Linked DNA regions of Homo sapiens: region 1 is linked to region 2. A link is a loop called in an ENCODE intact Hi-C map of the cell type or tissue named here. Cell type or tissue: IMR-90. All regions are shown on one strand. Links, peaks and the distances in the headings refer to the core of each region. The heading gives the core; the rest is flanking DNA.

Evidence for each region. A loop is a pair of places that touch in the nucleus more often than their neighbours do. Peaks named below come from ENCODE experiments on the same cell type or tissue, not always from the same donor. Only the 100,000 strongest peaks of a DNase experiment are listed, where the experiment ranks them.
Region 1: a loop joins it to region 2, with 31 times the contacts of the local background. A loop is called at or near these places in 7 of 110 quality-filtered maps.

The regions. Positions count from the first base shown.
Region 1 is chr1:15,043,209-15,049,980 of GRCh38, forward strand. It overlaps KAZN (kazrin, periplakin interacting protein), which reads left to right. Exons shown (of 15, transcript NM_201628.3): 4 at 781-951. Among named protein-coding and RNA genes, the nearest start is that of TMEM51-AS1, 110 kb to the right of the region's middle. RefSeq lists an enhancer at 3,403-3,632. In IMR-90, for the core only: a CTCF peak has its summit at 3,507 (motif pointing left); a DNase peak (open chromatin) is centred at 3,463; H3K27ac peaks cover 266 bases.
Region 2 is chr1:14,092,652-14,099,423 of GRCh38, forward strand. It overlaps a transcript of KAZN not described here. Among named protein-coding and RNA genes, the nearest start is that of KAZN-AS1, 320 kb to the right of the region's middle. In IMR-90, for the core only: no CTCF peak of the experiment used is centred there; no DNase peak of the experiment used is centred there.

The DNA.
Region 1 (6,772 bases), core at 589-5,588, 950 kb after region 2:
CCAGACAATTGGGGTCGCTGGTGCCTCCTTACTGTTGACCCTGTTTCCCTGTGATGAACACAATTGACCAAACAGAACAAAGCCCCAGAACAACTATTGCACCCTAACTTCTGTCAGACTGTGTTAAGTATTTCCCGCACGTGAAGTCATTCAATCTTTAGAATTCTTTGAAACAAGTAGGATTGACTCCTGCCCCATTTTACATAAGGGGAACCCAGACTCGATGAGGTAGAATGACTTCCCCAAAGCAGTCATTTGCCAACTTACTCATTCATGCAGCAAAAAAAGGGTTTAATGAGTGTCTACTGGGTTCGTCTCTGTTCCAGTCTTCCAGCTAGTTTGTGGCAGAGCTGGAGTTCGTGCCCACGGCTTTCCCACCACAGAGCCAGAGCTCCTGGCCACATGTCATGGGGCCTCCCCACTTCTTTTTTTTTTTTTTTTTTTTTTTTTTTTGAGACAGAGTCTCGCTCTGTCGCCCAGGCTGGAGTGCAGTGGTGCGATCTCGGCTCACTGCAAGCTCCACCTCCCAGGTTCTGCCATTCTCCTGCCTCAGCCTCCCGAGTAGCTGGGACTACAGGTGCCCGCCACCATGCCTGGCTAATTTTTTTGTGTTTTTAGTAGAGACGGGGTTTCACCATGTTAGCCAGGATGGTCTCAATCTCCTGACCTCGTGACCCCACTTCTTTTTCCATCTAGGAGTTAGGCCCCCTCTAGGCATCCCTGGGCCAGGAGGAGCCTGGCTGTAACACCCACGGTGCTCTCTCCCTCTCCCACCCACAGGAGAGCGAGGATGCGGTCAAAGCGCTGGCCAAGGAGAAGGACCTGCTGGAGCGTGAGAAGTGGGAGCTGCGGCGCCAAGCCAAGGAGGCCACAGACCACGCCACGGCACTGCGCTCCCAGCTGGACCTCAAGGACAACCGGATGAAGGAGCTGGAGGCCGAGCTGGCCATGGTGAGAACCCTCCCCACCCAGGTGGGCCTGGCATCTGCTAGCAGTGCCGTGCTGGGAGCCGGGACGTCTGGCACCGACTCACATCGGAGACCTAGGGTGGGGTGGGTGGGGCAGAGCAGAACACAAGCAGGGGGCAGGGCCCGCCGCGGGAGGGGGCTTTCTGCAATGCATCATAAGTTTCCCTCCAAGACCATGCCCCCAGAGACTGGGCCAGCCTTTTATCCACCTGCCTTGGGCCCAGGGAGTGTGGAGACGCTGGGAAACCACTCACTCCTCCACACACCCCAGCCTACTATTAGGAAAAAAAGGCCTAGTGCAGTGGCTCATGCCTGTAATCCCAGCAGTTTAGGAGACCAGGGCAGGTGGATCGTATTTGAGCCCAGCAGCTTGAGACCAGCCTGGGCAACATGGCAAAACCCTATCTCTACCAAAAAATTAGCCAGGCCTGGTACATGCCTGTAGTCCCAACTAGACCGGTGGCTGAGGCAAAAGGATTGCCTGAGCCCTGGAGGTAAGGCTGCAGTGAGCCACTGCACCCCAGCCTGGGCGACAGTGAGACCCTGTCTCAAACAAAAAAAAAAAAAGGAAAGGAAAAAAAATTTTTTTTGTTTAAAATATACATATTTGCTTAGGAAAATATTTGGGAGGAAATACATGGAAATATTAATGTTCATTCTCTCAGAGTGGTAGCAACTTTTATTTATTTCTTTGTTTGTTTATTGGCCTCTTTTCAAATGTCTTTGCAGCAAAAATGTCTTACTTGGGTCATTAAGGAAACAAATAATTTTTTCCTAACCCAAACCAAACCCTCAAAATACTTCCAGACACTTTGTTTTCCCAGGAGATGCGTACCCTTTGTGTGTGGGGACAGAGGGTCCGGGTCGGGAGAGAGAGCCCTGGAGGTCTGTTCTGCCTGCTCCTGTGTGACCTTGGGCTGCCCACTCAACTGTTCTGGGCTTCAGTGCCTTTTACTTGTTACTGGGCTGGGAGTGGAGTCTTAATCCCACCCTACCTTCCCCACAGGGTGGCTGGGCAGATCCAGGGAGCTTGTGGCTAGAGTAGGGGAAGGGGGAGGACGTAAGTCTTAGAGGATTTGTCGTCCTGCAGAGTGCTGATGCCAGCTAACGGTGTGGTTACAGCCATGTGATCTGGGTTCGAATCCAGCCCCAGGTGCTTCCCAGCTGTGTGACTTTGGGCAGGAGCCTTCACCTCTCTGGACTCCATATCCATCAACTCAAAACAGAGATAATGGCATATGTAGTTGACCCTTAAACAACGCAGGGCTTAGGGGTGCCGATCCCCTGCGCAGCTAAATCCATGTATAACTTTTGACTCCCCTAGAAGATAACTTCTAGTAGCCCACTGTTAACCAGAAGCCTTACTAAGAACAGTCAGCGAGCACATCTTTTGTGTGTTCACTGTGTCGTGTACTGTCTTTGTATTAGTTCATTCCTACACTGCTATAAAGAAATAGCTGAGACTGGGTAATTTATAAAGGAAAGAGGTTTAATTGACTCACAGTTCCGAATGGCTGGGGATGCCTCAGAAACTCATAATCATGGCGGAAGGCAAAGGAGAAACAAGGCACCTTCTTTACAGGATGGCAGGAGGGAGAATGAATGCAGAGGAACTACCACACGCTTATGAACCATCAGATCTCGTTAGCATTCTATCACTATCACGAGAACAGCATAGGGGAAACCAGCGCCATTATCCACTTACCTCCACCTGGTCCTTCCCTTGACACGTGGGGATTACAATTCGAGATGAGATTTGGCTGGGGACCCAGAGCCAACCATATCAGTATTCTTTGAATAAAGTAAGCTAGAGCAAAGAAAATGTTATTAAGAGAATCAGGCCGGACGTGGTGGCTCATGCCTGTAATCGCAGCACTTTGGGAGACCGAGGAGGGTGGATCACCTGAGGTCAGGAGTTCGAGACCAGCCTGGCTAACACGGTGTAACCTTGTCTCTACTAAAAATACAAAAATTAGCCAGACATGGCGGTGGATGCCTGTAATCCCAGTTACTCGGGAGGCTGAGACAGGAGAATCGTTTGAACCCGGGAGGCGGAGGTTGCAGTGAGCCAAGGTCAAGCCGCTGCACTCCAGCCTGGGCAACAGAGCAAGACTCCGTCTCAAAAAAAAAAGAGAATCATAAGGAAGAGAAAATATATTTGCTATTAATTAAGTGGAAGAAGAGGATCATCATCAAGGTCTTCATCCTCGTTGTCTTCACGCTGAGTGGCTGAGGAGGAGGAGGGAGAGGAAGGATTGGCTTTGCTGTCTCGGGGTGACGGAGGTAGAAGAAAATCCGCCGATAATCAGACCCACGCACCCATGCCGTCCAAACCCACGTTGTTCAAGAGTGGACTGTGCTTTGTGGGGCTCTTGTGAGGATTTCCAAGAAATAAAGCAGGAGAAGCATTTGGCACCGGGCCTGGATTCCTGGACGTGGTAAAACCACGGCAGGATGGTTTACTAAGGGCCAGGCCCCAGGACAGGCCGGGGCAGGATCCGTGGGCCTAGCCTAGGTCTCCTTGTCCAATGCTGACCCCTAGTGGTGAGAACTGCTGGGCAGGAAAAAGCTGCGGCTGCAGGGACTTCTGGGGTCCAGGGGGTTCCCACCAGTGGGGTTGATAATACTGGAGGCCCTGCTGCTGCGTGCAGCCCAGAAAGAAACCTTTGAACTTGCAGGCCAGGAAAAGGCCCCTGTTCTCCCAGGTCTTTCTCATGCCTTGTGGACAGACAGATATGTCTTCCTTCCTTGGAGTCCTGGCCTTAGGCATCCGAGGACTCCCTGGGTCTTTCTGGCCTAGAAACCAGCTCACCCTGGCTTCCACTCCCACTGCGTCTGGACACTCAGCCTGTTTCCGCTCTGGCCAAGAAAACTCAGCTTCTGGCCTCCTTCTGGCAGGCATCAGATGCATCTGCCCGTGTGAATGTTGGCAACTCAGGTTGATTGGTTTATGTTCATGTTAACAGCACATGCAGTGTCTACCCAGGGCTTGGAGGCAGAGAGAAGGGGCTTCACGAGGAGCTGTGATGACCCCAGTCTTGTTGGGGTGTCCACCTGACTGCAGGTTCCCTCCATTGCCCGCCATGCCTAAAGTTTCACCGCCAGGCTGTGTTGCCTGCAGGCCCAGCTCCCCCACTGCACAGCTGACCCTTCCTCGGGGGGTGCCTTAAGTCCTGGGTTGCAAGCAACAGAAAGCAGCTCTGCTCTGCCAGTGGAAGCATAGAGGGTGGGTTGGAAGGAAGTCAGGGTCCACACGTGCAGTGGGGAGGTGGAGGGCGCAGCTTAGCAATGGCAGAAGCCACGGCAGCTGCAGGCCGGGCGTGGTGTCTCGTGCCTGTAATCTTTTGGCTTTGGGAGGCCAAAGCGGGCAGATGACTTGAGGTCAGGAGTTTGAGACCACCCTGGCCAACATGGCGAAACCCTGATTCAACTGAAAATACAAAAATCAGCTAGATGTGGTGGCACGCAGCTGTAATCCCAGCTCCTCGGGAGGCTGAGGCAGGACAATCGCTTGAACCCAGAAGGCAGAGGTTGCACTGAGCCAAAATCGCACCACTGCACTCCAGCCTGGGCAACAGAGCGAAACCCCATCTCAAAAAAAAAAGAAGCCCCCCAGCTGCGGAGGTGGGGAGCCAGGCCCGGGGGGATGGTGCACTCAGCAGCCCCTGCAGCTGGGGGACGAACATGTCCCTTTTGTCTTCTGATGAAATCTTACCTCTGTGAGGTCCATGCAGTGTGCCCTGTGGCCCATCTTGGGCCACTTACTTGCCCCTTACCCAGGGGTCCTGGCTGTAGCTGCTGGTGCTGGGCGGTTTCTTAAGTGACCCTGAGGTGCTGCCACAGAGGTGGCAAAGCTCACACCTGCCAGTGACACTGAGGCCACTGGGAAAGCAGGTATTGGGGAAAGAGCCCAGGCTGGTGCCAAGTGAGGGGTGAGCAGCCCCTCAGGATCCAGGCATCGTCCCTCCCCCCATGTCCTGAGGAGCCAACTCTGGGCCGCCCCACACACCCTCTTCGCTGCTTCACTTGGGGAAAAGCCAAAAAGACATTTGCTTCTGCAGACGTTTCCCAAGAAGCAAAGCCCTCTATTGGCATTTAGCAATGAAGGTGGGCACCCTGAGGCCTGCCCAGCCATCCACCCTTGCTGGGGGCATTTCCTGTTAAATCCTGATTGAACCAGGCATTACCACCCACACAGCAACTTCTCTGTAACCACACTGGCCCCAAGGGACCGCATGTGTGTGTATGTGTGTGTGTGTGTGTATGTGTAAAATATTGTTTATCAACTTAGAATGTCAAGGCCCGAGCCCACATGAGCCTACCGTTGCCCCCGCAGGAGCCTCCCCTCCATGGCCAGAGCCAGCGTTGATCCTTGGTTGTTGGTCCTGGGTCGTTGATCCTTGGTCGTTGGTCCTGGGTCGTCGGTCCTGGGTCGCTGGTCCTGGGTCGTCGGTCCTGGGTCGTCGGTCCTGGGTCGTCGGTCCTGGGTCGCTGGTCCTGGGTCGTTGGTCCTGGGTCGTTGATCCTTGGTCGTTGGTCCTGGGTCGTTGGTCATGGGTCGTCGATCCTGGGTCGTCGATCCTGGGTCGTCGATCCTGGGTCGTTGATCCTTGGTCATTGGTCCTGAGTCGTTGGTCCTGGGTTGTTGGTGCTGGGTCGTTGGTCCTGGGTCGTTGGTCCTTGGTCGTTGGTCCTGGGTCGTTGGTCCTGGGTCGTTGGTCCTGGGTCGTTGGTCATGCCGTTCAGTGGTTTTTAGCATGCTGACAACATTGTGCAGCCACCACTGCTGTCTAATTCCAGAACAGTTGCATCTCCCCAAGAAGCACCCCGTCTTCATGCGCAGTCACTCCAGTGAGGTCTGTATTCTTACGGTTTCGGAGCTGGAGATCAGGCGATCCTGTACTCCATGGGGTGACGGCTTTGCCGGGAGGCTTTTGACGGGAGTCCAGCCATGGCCTGAAGGAGGCAGCTCCCTTACCAGCCTTCCCTCAGTCCACAGGCCTTTCCCACCAGCCTCCCTAGTCACATGTGGGGCTGGGAGACAGGGCTGCCTGCTCCTGAGACCATGGGCATCCCCCACACACTGGTCCTGTCCCTGGGAGCCCGGCTCACACGGACCTCGCTGCTGACGAGCGCGGCTTCTCCAGCACGGGAAATGCTCTTCAGTTTACGGTGCTCTCTGTAAACAAGGGCACCATAGACGTTTGGGGCCACATAACAGTGGTGGGGCTGCCCTGTGCTCTGTAGGGTGTGTGGCAGCTTCCCTGGCCTCCACCCACCAGATGCCAGCAGCACCCCCTCCACCCCAGCCCCCCAGTGTCACAGCAGTAGACTCCAGACATGGCCAGATGTCCCCTGGAGTGCAGAATCACCCCAGACTGGAAGCACCCCTCCATCAAGTAGGACATTTTGCAAGAATCAGACGTTCCTATCTGTCTGGGCCTGGGCTGTTTGAGTCTAGCAGAGTCCCAGTTTGGGTCCTGTTATTTTCTGTCTGTGTGACCCTTGACAAGGGACTTAACCTTTCTGAGCCTCAGTTTCCTCCTGTATAAAATCAGAACTATAGGCCAGGTGTGGTGGCACACACCTGTAATCCCAGCACTTTGGGGAGGCCGAGGCAGGTGGATCACCTGAGGTCAGGAGTTCAAGACTAGGTTGGCCAACATGGTGAAACCCGTCTCTACTAAAAATACAAAAATTAGCCAGGCATGATGGCAGGCGCCTGTAATCCCAGCTACTCTGGAGGCTGAGGCAGGAGAATCGCTTGAACCCAGGAGGGTTGCAGTGAGCTGAGATCACACCAT
Region 2 (6,772 bases), core at 732-5,731:
GGTACCCATGTGGCTTATATTTGAAAAAGGAATTTCAGACACTATAACCATCTATTTGTGCAGAAAACGTACCTTTATTTTGTCCTTTATTTTCTCCCCTTTTGTTTTTATCTCCTGGTTGAGTAGTTGTCCAACGCTACAATTTTTTGCATTGATTTACAAGTAAGTGTTGTGTAATGTACTTTGTGAAATTAATTTTTCTGTGCTATTAAAGTTAATAAAGATGCAATTTATGAAATAATCGTATTTAGGAGCTATCTCTCTGAACTGGTTACATTCTGTGGTTCAGTATTGGCTATGCATGTTCTTAGATAGTGCAAGAACTTGCCTGGGTTTCAGCCTTCCCCTGTGGTGCCTTTTCTCTTATTCTCGTACTCTGTTATCAAGCCATAAGTCCCTGTTGCATCTGCCCCATGCTGTGCCAGATACACGTCCACTGTGCTCCCATGGCGTGTGCCATCTGCCTCTGACCCACCTCTGCATCCTCTCCCTCGCCACATGTCTCTGTGCCCCAACACCAGCCACTGCCCGTCAAGAAATTAGTACCTCATCCTCATCAAGTAATTAAATCCCTCCATCCTTTGCAGTTTGGGGCACACCTGCTTTAGAAAAGCTTCATAGCTCCTTAGACCCATGGCTGGCTCTCTTTCCTTTAGGAGTCCTGGACCACCAACCCCTGTGCTATCTTACTCCGTTTCAAATGTCATCATTTACATTTTGTTTGTGGGAGAGTTTGAGAGCTCTTTAAGGATAGAGACTAGGCTGTCTCATCTTGGAGACCTCTCAATAAAGTGCTTTTTAATAGAATATGCTAAATAGTTACTAAATTAAATTCATTTGAACTAATTCCTTCCCTGTCTGCCTGATATGACAGGTAAGGAGATTCCTCTTGCTTCACTTCCTAAGACTTTAGATTCACTGTCCAAGAAAAGCCCTGAGACAATTGGGACATTCTTGTAGGGGAGTTCAAACTTGCCTTCTGAGTATTTGAGTCTAAGTCTGCTGAAAAAAAAACAAAAACAAAACTGACAATAGACAGTTTAACAGAAGAAAAGCCATAACCAATTTATTTGATCATAGTTTTACATGACACAAAAGTCTTCAGATTGAAGACCCAAAAGTAAAGGGAAGGCCACCTGGCTTTATGCTTAGGTTCAATGAAGAAGATTCTCTAGTAAACCAGGTAGAAATGCGATTGGACAAAAAGAAAAGATCTGAGCTGATGGTAATAGACTCAGTGGGAAATCCTAGCAAGGCCTGTCTGTTCAGATTCATCCTGGCCTCTCTGTGGTAGCATTTCTTCTTCCCAGGTATGGGGTAGGACCCTGCTGGAATGAGAATCTAAATTTCTTTATGGCCAGCTGTAACACGGAAAGGTGCGGTGAGGCTGGAGTCACATTTTTAGGTATTACGGGTGGCTTTGGGGAAAGGGGGTTTTGGTTTCTCTGACTTGCCTTGGGGAAGAGGGATTCTAGCTTTTATGGCTTGCCTTGGAGGAGAATGAGGAGTGAGAAACGGGAGGGCAGGAGAAGGTCAAAGGGATACTTTCCTTCTGATGCTGCTTCTGAGGCCTTTACTATCGTTTTTTTGAGCCCTAATATCCTCAAACGCTGTTGATGAGAATGGAAAATAGTTCAGCGATTCTGGAGGGCAATTTGGAAAGCTATATTAAGATTATAAATATTCACCCAAGCAATTCCTCACTTGGATACCTATCCCAAGGAAATGCCTTCAGGTAAGTCAAAAATTCAAGGACAAGGTTTTTCACTAGTGTGTTATTATTTGTGATTACAAAAGCCTAGGGAAAAATGCCTAATTATTGATTAATATGTAAATGTTTAAATTAACTACACAGTATCCACACAATAGACAACTGTTCAGCACCTTAAAAGAATTGAGTAGATCTTTATGTACTAATAGACAAAAATTTCCAAAAAATATATTGCAAATTTAAAAATTTTAGAAGTAATATGACAAGTTAATATCACTTATCATTTTAAAACCAACCCCACAAAATCTATATATTTCTATGTATCTGTATTTATGGAATCTTTCTATTTCCTAGTAGTGGAAGTGAATATCACATGGGAGAGAGGTTCTTTCTACACAATTCAGTGAGCACAGTGACAGCTGGACACAGTCAACATTTATTTCTAAAATCCCTTAGAAAAGAGGCACTTCAGGGTTGGACATTCCATCTTTACTAGGTGGAATGCAGCTCTGTTTCCTGCTGTGTTGGAGCAGATTAATGTTTCTGCAAGTACCAGATGAAGATGGCAGCCTGCATTTGGGGGCCGCAATGTTCAAATAAAAAGAAATTTGTGTCTTTAGGATGCTCACCCCATTCAAGGCCCTCTGAAGCTGAGACCAAATAGTGTTTCCCAACAGGTATCTAAGAATGTAGGGCAGGACAATTCTATGCTGGGCAACACTGTGCAGGATGAATGTTTAGCATCCCTGCCTCTCTGGCCCTGGGTGTGTACCATCACCATTCCCTTCCGTGAACAATGAAATAGTCTTCCAAATATTTCTAAATGTCCCTAGGGGGCAGTATTTCCCTTGGCTGAGAACCACTGGGAGAGCCACATGGCCCATTTCATTCTCACTCTCATCTAGGTATATGCCGTGGAGAGGAATCACCTGTTCTAGTTATTTAAATAGGTTTTCTTCTTACTTTATTCTTTCTTTCTGAGCCTGTATAGGCTGAATTCACATACGTTGCATAAGCAGGTGTTATCCTACTATATCAGTTATCTGTTGCTATATAACAAACCATCTACTACATAGTGGCATGAAAAAACACCCATTTTATTGTGCTCACAGATTCTACAGATCAAGAGCTCAGACAGGATGCAGTGGATTTCTCTACTCCACAATGTCTGGGGATCCAGGTTGGAAGACATGAAAGGCTTAAGGTTGACTCAAATGGCAGGGGGCTGGAATCATCTGGAGGCTTCTTCACATACATGTCTGTTCCCTGAACTAGGAAAACTCAAAGGCTAGATTCAGGTGGGAGTGTCAACTGAGGCCACATGGCTTCTTCATGTGGCTTGGGATTCCTCACAAGATTGCAGCCTCAAACTTCTTACACGGTTTCTCAGGGTTCCCAGGGTGAATGTTCCAGCAAACAAACAGAAGCTTCATGGTCTCTTATGACCTAGCCTTGAAAATCATGTTACTTATGCTACTCTACTGTCAAAGCAAGCATAAGACCACCTAGATTCAGAAGGATGGGACATAGACTCCGTCCTGTAATGGCAAGAGCATCAAATAATTTATAGTCATGCTTTAAAATCACCAAATCTCCTATGCATAGGAGAGAGTTCTGAAAGGATGCATATCAATCTGTTGAGTCAATGAAATTGCTTCTTATAGGCTAAAAATGGTAGAATAGTAGCAATTTCATATGGCTCAGTCTACTACTAATAACAGTGTTTATATCTGATAGAAAAGATTGGAATAAGAAGGCAATAATCAAGGGGTAATTTCACTTTATCTGTGTTATTTTTATAATAATTATATATTCACATATTATTTACATAATTTTTTTAAAAGATGAAGTTGCCTTCATCATAGAAACAGTCCCATAAAAGTGGATTCAGAGAGAGGCAGGACATTTTGACCTGCAACCAGGGGTATAAAGGGTAATAATTACTCTGGATTCACAACGAATGTGTCAGAAAATACCACCTCTTTCAACTGATGCTACAGCTACTCACTGAGCACCTCCCGGGGGCTTAAGAGTGAGCCAGATGCCCTGGAGGATACACTGATGTTTAGGAAAAGGTGCAGGTGCCTGCCTTCCATGGCTCACCACCTGCTGACAAAACCCGAACCTGCTTAAGTTTCTTGGAGGCATGATCGACAATGATAGGTTCTGTAGTCAGAGCATGAAGGAGAATGGTGACAATATCTCAAGTGATCAGGAGAATTGACATTTATTGAGCACTTACTACGTGCCAGGCACTGTTGGAATTCTTTATTTCTCAGAACAACCCTCAGAATATAGGAGAGGGCACTTGAGTTCCAGTTTATTGGAGAAGGCTTCAAGAAGGAGGCAGGATTTAAGCTGAGACTTATGAGCTGAGGTTCTCAGACTCTGGAGATCATTGCCTGGGGAGTTTGTTCAAAACTTGAGTGAATCCCCAGGCCTACTTCAACGCTCCTTAAAACGGTAACAGGGAGCATCTGTATTTTAATGGAGATTCTGTTGTGCATCACAGTTGAACTACCTCTACCTTAAAGAATGTTTCTCAGAAGCTCACCCAGGGCTTTCACAAACATGGAGCCCAGGCTTTTCTCACGGAGATTCAGATTCAGTGGTTAAGGTGGAGCCTAGGAATCTGTGCCTTTACTGAAAGTCCAGGTGATGCTTTTGGTCAGGCAAAATGCCATTGTAGAGGATAGTGAGAGTTTGACCTTTAGAGGTGTAGGGGAAGAGAGATCCTGCTAGGGGGGCAAGTTTTGTAAAGGTGGAAGTTGGAAAGTATAGATTGACTTGAGTCTGTGTTGAGTGCTATAGAGGCTAGGTTGGAGAAAGACATAGGAAGAAGGGAAACTAGTTGGGAGCCCATTGCCATAGTCCAGGGAACTTAGATAGGAAGCTATTGCCATAGTCCAGAGAACCTAGATAGAAAACTATTGCAATAGTCCAGGTGAGAAGTCACACTGGCCTCATGCTCCCTGTAGCCTAAAGCATATGTCACAAAGTGAAAAGGCCATTGGAAAGGCCTGCCTTTTCCCCACTCCCTGCTTGCCTGGAATGTTAGTGTGATGGCTGGAGCTACAGTAGCCACACTGGACCATAGAGTGACCTTTAATATGGATGGCGGAAATGAGAGACACAAGGAAATTTGATTGCTCTGGTTCAAAGGATTTCTATCTACCTGAAAGGCATTGTATTCGTAGTCAGTAATGAAAGTAGACAACAGCCTGCAATTACAGAATAATGTATGTGAGGGGTGTGTGTGTGTATGTGTGTGTTGTTGGGAAGGGAACATTCACCAGTGAATATCTGGTTTGTTCTTTATCTTGTGAATTGAACCTGTTATAGAATACTTCACTGCCTCTCATATTCATTTAGTTAGCTCAATCTGGCTCTCAGATATGCTTAACTTGACTAGCTTTTATCTTAATATTCAGAAAAATTCAGTTAAACTACTTGAAACCATCAGTAAATTCAGGGAAAGAAGTTGAATCAGTTCCCCAGATGAGCCCAGAGCTCACCTTCCTTGTATCTTCTTGGACATAAAAGTGCTGTCTTTGGGAATATTAGCATGCCATGATAGTGTCAGTAGTAACAGCAAAAATAAAAATAAATATGCCAAGCCATTTGGAGAGTTATCTCATTGAATCTTCACCACAACCTTGGAAGGTAGGATTTTTTTTTTTTATTATCTCCATTTTACCGAAGAGGAAACAGGTTCAAAGGTGTGGAGTCACTCGCCCAAGTCCTCCCAGCCAGCAAAGGGCTGGAGCTCTTCCCCTTGCCTTGTGCTGCCTCAGTCATCTGTGAAGCTCTTTCATCAGCTTCCTCACCTTCTGACTCAAGTGTCTTCTATACTTTAGCATCTTATATTCAGAGAACCAGTGTCCATTAATGCAGACCAGTCCTGGAACTAAGAAGGTGGGGATGTGGTTAGCTTGAGGGCATCTGCCACTGAAAGCCTCTTCCAAACAAAGCAGGGTTTTTTTGCCCTATGGTCAAGTAGATGATTAAATGGGTTTTATTTTGCCAGTGGTGGATGAGAGTTGAATTAACCTATGCAGCTATAGTATGCTCCTTTATGCTGGAGCTCTGTTTGCAACAGAAGGCAAACAGCAAGTGACAATTGCAACATTATGTAAATGACTGCATGAAAAGGGGTTGCTGTGGGCAACCAGGGTGTTTGAGGAATTGCCTCCATTCTTCTTATATTTCTGCCTCTGGCTCCCCTTCAAAATGCCCTCCAGCATCCCTCTGCCCAGACTGCATTACCCTTGGTTTCTCCTTTTACCAGATTTGCTCCTTCATTATTGCTGTAGGGTTGGGGCCATTTGGACTTCCCTGAGTAGCTCCACTGGAGACCATGCCTTTAAGTTATTACAAACATCTCATGCATTCCAACCCTGTGTGGCTGCCCTGGGACTCTTCAGCTCTTCATTACCCAAGGCATTCCTTTGATTTACTTCAATTTATAGTTTTCTCATGTATGCCTTCTGCTTCCACCCTCCCTGGGGAACAGATGGGGCCCATGTTGGCACCCACACACATGGAATTCAGAGGCCAGGGAGGGGAGAATTTCACATCTGCCCATTAGCCCTTCCTGTTAGGGCTTTTACCATCTTCTCTTAGGTCAGGGTTTAGGGTTTGGAGCCTGGGCTAAGGCTTGGTGGGGAGAAAGGAGGCAGCCTCCTATCTTTGTTCAGTGTTCTACTTAGTTTGATTGGGTAGCCTCTCCTGGACAACTCTGCCAGGAAAGGTGGCATGAAATATACCCCATGTGAAGTTTGACAAATGGAGGGGAATAAGGAATCAGGGCCCTTTGCTAGATAACTGGAGCTTTAATCTCAGGATGGCACTCAATCATTAGCTTCTGGAAACACCTGTGCAGGGACAGGGTGGGGGAAGAATCAAACTAAAGGAAATCAGAGATCAATCTTCCCTCCTGTAACCACATACCCCCATTTTTCTAAGAGATGGCTTAATTATTAATTTTTCTTTCTCTCTTCCTTCCTCATTCCCCTGGTTCCCCACTTCCTACTTAGCCCTTTAGAAATGCAAATATAGCCT